Regions from separate parts of the Homo sapiens genome. Here region 2 is linked to region 1. A link is a contact called in ENCODE Hi-C or POLR2A ChIA-PET data. All regions are on one chromosome and are shown on one strand. The core of a region is the stretch at or near the end of the contact, and the rest is flanking DNA. Distances in the headings are between cores, read along the strand shown. Region 1 overlaps LOC105371777 (a long non-coding RNA gene). Region 2 holds the start of CCR7 (C-C motif chemokine receptor 7).

Region 1 (3,116 bases), core at 305-2,804:
GGGAGGTGTTAGGGGTCTCACTCCGAATCATTACTAGTTTGTTCTTTAGCTTTTATTTCCATTTCTTCCGTGTGTGTGTGTGTGTGTGTGTGTGTGTGCTGCCACTGATACTACTTTTCCCTCTCAGCGATTAAAAGAAAAAAAGATACATTTGAAAAAGTGGTGTATTATCTATTCTGTTAATATGATGTCAGTATTTATGAGGTGTGGTCTTTGTGCCTCTTTTTAAAGATATAAGGAATTACTCCATCGCCAAAGTTCGGTGGCTTCTCATATCACAGAGTAAAAGGCAGGTTCCTTGCTGGATGATGGCATCCACATCCCTCACCATTCACCTCCGAATTGCTGAGGTCCTTTCCACCACCCTCCCTTCCATCCCTGAGCACCCCCACATCCCCACTGCTCCACCCACACTCACACCTAAACTGCTATAGACCTTTGCACCTGAGCTGCCATATGGCTCTTTTCTTCCTGCTGTCATTCAAATACCACTCTCACAGGGAGGCCCATTCTCATCTCTCTACACACAAGGGCAACTTTCCCAGCCCTCCCCACCCTTCCTTTTTCTCCTCTGACCTACTCCCTTCACCTCTAGCTCCCACCCCTGAATCTAAGTTCCGCCAGGGCAGAAACGTTTGTGTTTTTTTAACTACTGTATCCCCAGCATCTGCAACAAAACCTTGCACACACTGATATTCACACAGACTTGTGAATTCATGAATGAATGCGTGAGTGAATGAATGAATACATCATATACTATACAAGGTTCATAGTAAAAAATAGCAGCCCCTGGTGTCCCCACTCCTGAATGTTTCTCTCTGAAATCTTTTAGCTATTGTTTCTGGTATTAACCTGCATATCTCTAAGGAATATGCTTACACTGCTATTTCTTGTTTTATCAACTTAAGACGTTAAAGACCGGGCACGGTGGCTCACGCCTGTAATCCCAGCACTTTGGGAGGCCGAGGTGGGCGGATCACGAGGTCAGGAGTTGGAGACCATCCTGGCTAACACGGTGAAGCCCCGTCTCTACTAAATATACAAAAAAAAATTAGCCGGGCGAGGTGATGGGCACCTGTAGTCCCAGCTACTCGGGAGGCTGAGGCAGGAGAATGGCGTGAACCCAGGAGGTGGAGCTTGCAGTGAGCCGAGATCACGCCACCGCACTCCAGCCTGGGCGACAGAGCGAGACTCCGTCTCAAAAAAAAAAAAAAAAAAAAAAAGAAGACATTAAAGACCTAAATCCCCATTGTAGAAGATGGCATCACAGGATTCTTACACCATCTCACACCTCCGGTTGCCATTTCTCTACCTTTCCAGTGTGATTACATCACATTGTCTTATAATTTACATATATATTATCTGTATGGGGTTTATATCCCTTTGCTAGAATGAAGCCTTGTCAGCAGGAATTTGTGTTTGTCTTGCTCACGGAAGTATCCTCATGGCCTAGAACAGTGCCAGGCCCTCAGCAGGTACTGAGTAAATATTTGTGGAGTGAATGGATGAATTCTGAGATTTATGGGCTGTGACTTATCCACCAGTTACTCATCGCTGCACTTTAGGGATGCGTGGGCCACCTCCATGTCCCTGTGCTTTTCCAGCTTGGACTCTCCCTCAAACTCTGCACTTTCAGGAAAACTTCAATGACTCCCTCCCACCCAGCTTTACTTGGGGATCCTTCCTCTATATCCACAAATCTTTTCGTGAACATTATATATAATTCCCGATTAGTCACCGTCTCCGGCTAGGCTGCCGCCTCCTCGGAATCATGGACTGTGTCTTGATTTCTGAACCCTATTGGCTATCACAGCATCCCACCTATTGTAATTGATTCTCAAGCAGCTATGAATGAAGGACACACAGTCCCTGCTTGCCACTTGGAGGCAAGAAAGAAACGACATCTTCCTGTTCCTGGTGAGCCCTAGGGTGAGTCACTTCACCATTTACAGAGATAACATGTGGCTCGATTGCTTCTTCTTTCACTCTTCACTTCCCCAGGTTAATAATTGCCAGATCATGTCATACTCTTTATTTTTTCAACCATTTCACTTCTTGCCATCCCTTTCCATGTCCAAATCTCCCTCAGAAATAAAAATAAATTTCAAATTAGTCAGAGCATCGTGACTTCTTTCAAAGTTAGAATTACTGCCTTATGAAACATGTGATTCAATGTGGGGCTCCGCTTGACAAGATCAAGCATTCTAAACTAAAATGTACAACCAGTGGAAATATCTTCCTGCTCCTCGACTACTGATACTTTACAGCCATGGTTCTCCAACTTTACCATGCATCCGAAGCACTGGAAAGACTTGCTAAGATGGAGCCACAGATTGTGGGGTCCCACTCCCAGAGTTTCTGAGCCAGATAATCAGAGTCTGGGAATTTGCACTGCCACAAGCTCCTGGGTGCTGCTGATGCTGCCAGTCTGAAGCCCACACTTTGAGAACCCTCGCTTTCCCATAATGCTTCAAGAAGTCTTAGGCACTAAGTTGATGCACCTGTGAAGGGGTTAGATTTCCCTCCTCCCTTCCCACCACCGCCAAGATAAGTAGTTGCTGAGTGCAACATTACAGCACTTCTTAAACTCTAATAGGCACACAGATCACCTGTAGATCTTGATAAAATACAGATCCTTATTCAGCAGGTCAGTGGTGGCGATGGGTGTGGGGTGTGGGGGTGGCCTGAGATCTGTAATCAGCCCCCAGGTGAAGCCAATGTGGCTGACTCTCCGCCTAAACTCTGAGCTGCAGGCATTACAAATTATACCAAGTCCATTAGTATTAAAAGAAAGTGACTTTCTTAGGTCTCAAAGCTTTGAGTAGTTTTTGATTTGATTCAGGCATTTGATTCAGGTCTGAGCTCTGAAACTACTAATATACTTTCTTTTTTCCTCATGAGTCATCTTGAGAATATACTTTTATTCTTTGTTTAACATTTTTACAACATAGAAACAAGTTAACATTTTTAACTTTCACCCATATAAAACTTCCAACATGAATGGGCCCAGCTGACTCATTGTCACTGCCCAGAGATCTCTGAGCTCTATTCAAACACTGCAGATAATTGTAAACCTGGAGACAAGGTTGGGAGGGTGGGGCTGTTTATCCTTGTTG
Region 2 (3,343 bases), core at 248-2,747, 340 kb after region 1:
ATGGTGAAACCCCGTTTCTACTAAAAATACAAAAATTAGCCAGGCATGGTGGCACGTGCCTGTAGTCCCAGCTACTTGGGAGGCTGAGGCAGGAGAATCACTTGAACCCAGGAGGTGGAGACTGCAGTAAGCCAAGATCGTGCCACTGCACTCCAGCCTGTGCAACAGAGTAAGACTCCATCTCCAAAAAAAAAAAAGAAAAAAGAAAAAAAACACAATGAGATACCACTTTACAGCCACTAGGATGGCTAGAATCAAAAGAATGGACAATAGTAAGTTTTGTTGACAATGTGGAACCCTCACGCATTGTTGATGGGAACAAAATGGTGTAGTCACTTTGGAAAACAGTTTGATAGTTCGTCAAAATGTTAAATATATAATTACCATATGACTCAACAATTTCACTTCTAGGTATATACCCAAGAGAAATAAAGCATATGTCCACACAAACACTTGCACATAAATATTTATAGCAGCATCATTCATAATAGCTAAAAGGGAAAACAGCCCAAACATCCAACTGATGACAGACAAACAAAATGTGGCATATCCATACAATGGAATGTTATTCAGCCATAAAAAGGAATGGGGAATGGATCCATACCACCACATAGGTAACCTTGAAAACACTAACTGAAAGAAGCCAGATGTGAAGGTCACATATTGATACTTCTATTTATGTGAAATGTTCAGAATAGGAAAATCTATAGAGCCAGAAAGTAGATTTGTGGTTGCCAGGGGCTTTCGATGACAGGAGGGGAGGGGAGCAGTCATTGCTAGTGATTACAGGGTTCTTGAGAGGGAGTGAGAAAAAATGTTCTAAAATGTATTGTGGTGATGGTTGCATAACTCTGTGAACATACAAAAACCATTGAATTCTATACTTTAAAAAGGTAAATTTTATGGGATGTGGATTATAGCTCAATAAAGCTGTCATTAAGAAAGGAAAAGGAAGGGAGGGGAGAAGAGGGAAAGGGGAGGGAGGGGAGGGGAGGGGAAGGGGGGAGAAAAAAGATACATCGTGGCATATCTCTTCCCTTTTACCTGTCATTATGTGTCAGTGCCTCCCATTGGCCTAAACTACCCAGAAGCCAGAGGGAAAGCCATTTGGGACTATATTCCACTGTGACACTGAGCAGAGCAAGGGAAGGATGGGGACACTTCTCTCACACATCTCTGACTCCCCAACATCTAACCCATGGCCTGGCATGTGATATTCATGCTATAAATATTTGTTGAATCAGTAAATGGCCCCTCATCTAGATTCTGCCAGGCAGCGCAGGGGGCTTTTTGAATGTAAATGACCTAATGATTCAGGATCCTATGACCAGCGACTGTCACCCTCTGTCACCTTTCTTCTGCCCCTTTATCTCTGAAGGCATTGAAGGGGCCCTGCATGAGTCAGGGAGGGCTGGGGGGAGGAGCAAGGGTGGGAGGGGCAGGGAAGAGGGTGGCTTCTCCGACAACTTAAAAGGGGCTTGAACCACTTCCTCCCCAGACAGGGGTAGTGCGAGGCCGGGCACAGCCTTCCTGTGTGGTTTTACCGCCCAGAGAGCGTCATGGACCTGGGTGAGTGAGCCTCTTCATGTGAGAAGGAACAGTACCAGGGTCTTGGACACCCAGACTGACCCTGTGGAATGGGGGTGGAGGATGCGGGTGGAGCGCATAGGGGTGCTTCCTGGAGAAATCAGTTCTGATTTGGTGGGCATTGGAAGCTACTTCCAGAGAATGCCCCCTGCTGTCCCAGGAGGGGTGCACCTGCCCTTTCAGACCTGGAGAAGGGGTCAGCCTTTGGTGCCAGTGGGGACAAGGGAGGGGCCGAGATCATGTCTTTCTAAAACAGCAGGGACATAAGAGAGTGGCGGGGCTGGGCTTGGTGGTCTGGCAGAACCTGTTCTCATCATGAGGGTGATAGGTTAGGCCCTCTGGGACCTCTGGGGACAGGTTTCAACAGAGAAATTCTCCCTAGAGAGCTTAGGACCTTTTACCCACTCTCTGATTCCCACCTTTCTCCCCTGCCAAATATTCATATACCTGTCCACTTGGGGTCATGAGGAGATGCAAATGAAACGTGACTGGGTTGTGAGAATGGTGCGGTGCATTGCAAATGCAAGCTCTGGTTGCTTTCTCTCTGCTGCACATCCCACCTGCTTTGATCTGGCTTTGCTGTTGCCTCTTGCAAGTTAAGGAACGGGCAGGCAACATGGAATGGGATGGCAAGGGGCACTCAGCTTGGAGAAATCATAGCCAGGCCTTCAGCACAGCCCCTGCCCCTGAGCAAACCTCACGCACTCTGCCCCGGCAGATAACTCTACTCTTTAGAAAGCCCTTTCTCAGGTCTAACCTAGAAGGGGTCAAGGGGAAGCACTGAGGGTGTTCTGAGTGGTTCATCCAGCTCCAGACGCCCCCTTTATAAATCTCAGCTGTGGAGTCAGACCAGGCTGAGGCTAAGAAGACCAGGTTCCTAGATGGCTTGTCTCACCAGCAAACAATGCACCACGGCGGCCTCAAAGCCGCAAAGGGTTGGCTTTAAAAAGTGAAGGTTCCCTGGTGCTGTCCTCACACCCCTCCTCGCCACACCACAGCCTCCTTGATTTCATCTCTTACTTTCCCGCCTGCCCTGAACGCTGGATCTGGACCCAGCAAACAGCTGTGAAAGGGTTAAAGTGGTCACCCCACCCACTGACTGTGAACTCCTGAAAGGCAGGTTCAGGTGCTTTGAGGATGTGAGGAGAAAATGTCTGCGGAATGAATGAATACACCGTATCAAGAACTCCGTAGAGTTTAGTTTTTGAAAATCTCTTCCAAATGCCTCATTTCCCAGCCAATCTACCCTTAAATCCCACTCCCCTGCACCCCCTCCACCACCCCCCATCACAATCCCACAGTACAGACGTCACCCACAGAAGACCCTGCTCCAGCCTTTCATACTGGCCTCCAGGAAGGAAACCAAGCAGTGCCCAGTGGTGTGCTACTGGGCATTTGAAAAGCAGCTCCCCGGGGTGGAGCACTGGTAGCTGACTCCAGGGTGGAGGGAAAGTCCTGAATTTGTAGTGCTTGCCAATTTCCATGGTGTAAATTCTCCCACCCTGGCTGATTGATTTCAAGCCATCTACATGACTGAACAGGGGGTTGGGAAGATGTGCAGAGTGTCTTACCCCAGACTAGGTTTAGGGGTGCTAGACTCCTAGGCTTTGATGCAGGGAGAGAGGGTAATCTCTGGTCCAGGAAGAAGGGATATTCTTGCCACTTCACTCAACTTGAGAGAGCCCCAACGGTCAAACCCGAAATACTGGTAGGAGGGGAAGCCGCTGACAAGCTTTACTCAAAACGGGCTCTCTGG

What was found. Hi-C counts contacts between places; a loop is a spot of excess contacts on that map. ChIA-PET counts read pairs that join two places held with the same protein, here RNA polymerase II (POLR2A). Pooled maps may share reads with other maps.
Region 2: a loop to region 1 is called in a map with no recorded cell type, with 5 times the contacts of the local background. The contact joins the promoter of CCR7 here to the enhancer-like site in region 1. A Hi-C loop is called at or near these places in 3 of 37 single-sample maps with no recorded cell type and 2 of 50 pooled maps. POLR2A ChIA-PET finds 5 or more read pairs at or near these places in 1 of 52 experiments (activated CD4-positive, alpha-beta T cell).

Annotation. Positions count from the first base shown.
Region 1 is chr17:40,902,154-40,905,269 of GRCh38, reverse strand. The region is part of intron 1 of LOC105371777 (a long non-coding RNA gene); the gene reads right to left. Among named protein-coding and RNA genes, the nearest start is that of KRT20, 18 kb to the right of the region's middle. Within about 2 kb of position 1,554, at least 8 of the 41 ENCODE cell types and tissues checked have a DNase peak (open chromatin) inside an H3K27ac peak, as active enhancers do.
Region 2 is chr17:40,563,626-40,566,968 of GRCh38, reverse strand. CCR7 (C-C motif chemokine receptor 7) reads left to right here and starts at 1,497. Exons shown (of 3, transcript NM_001838.4): 1 at 1,497-1,569. The coding sequence starts at 1,560. RefSeq lists an enhancer at 1,942-2,858.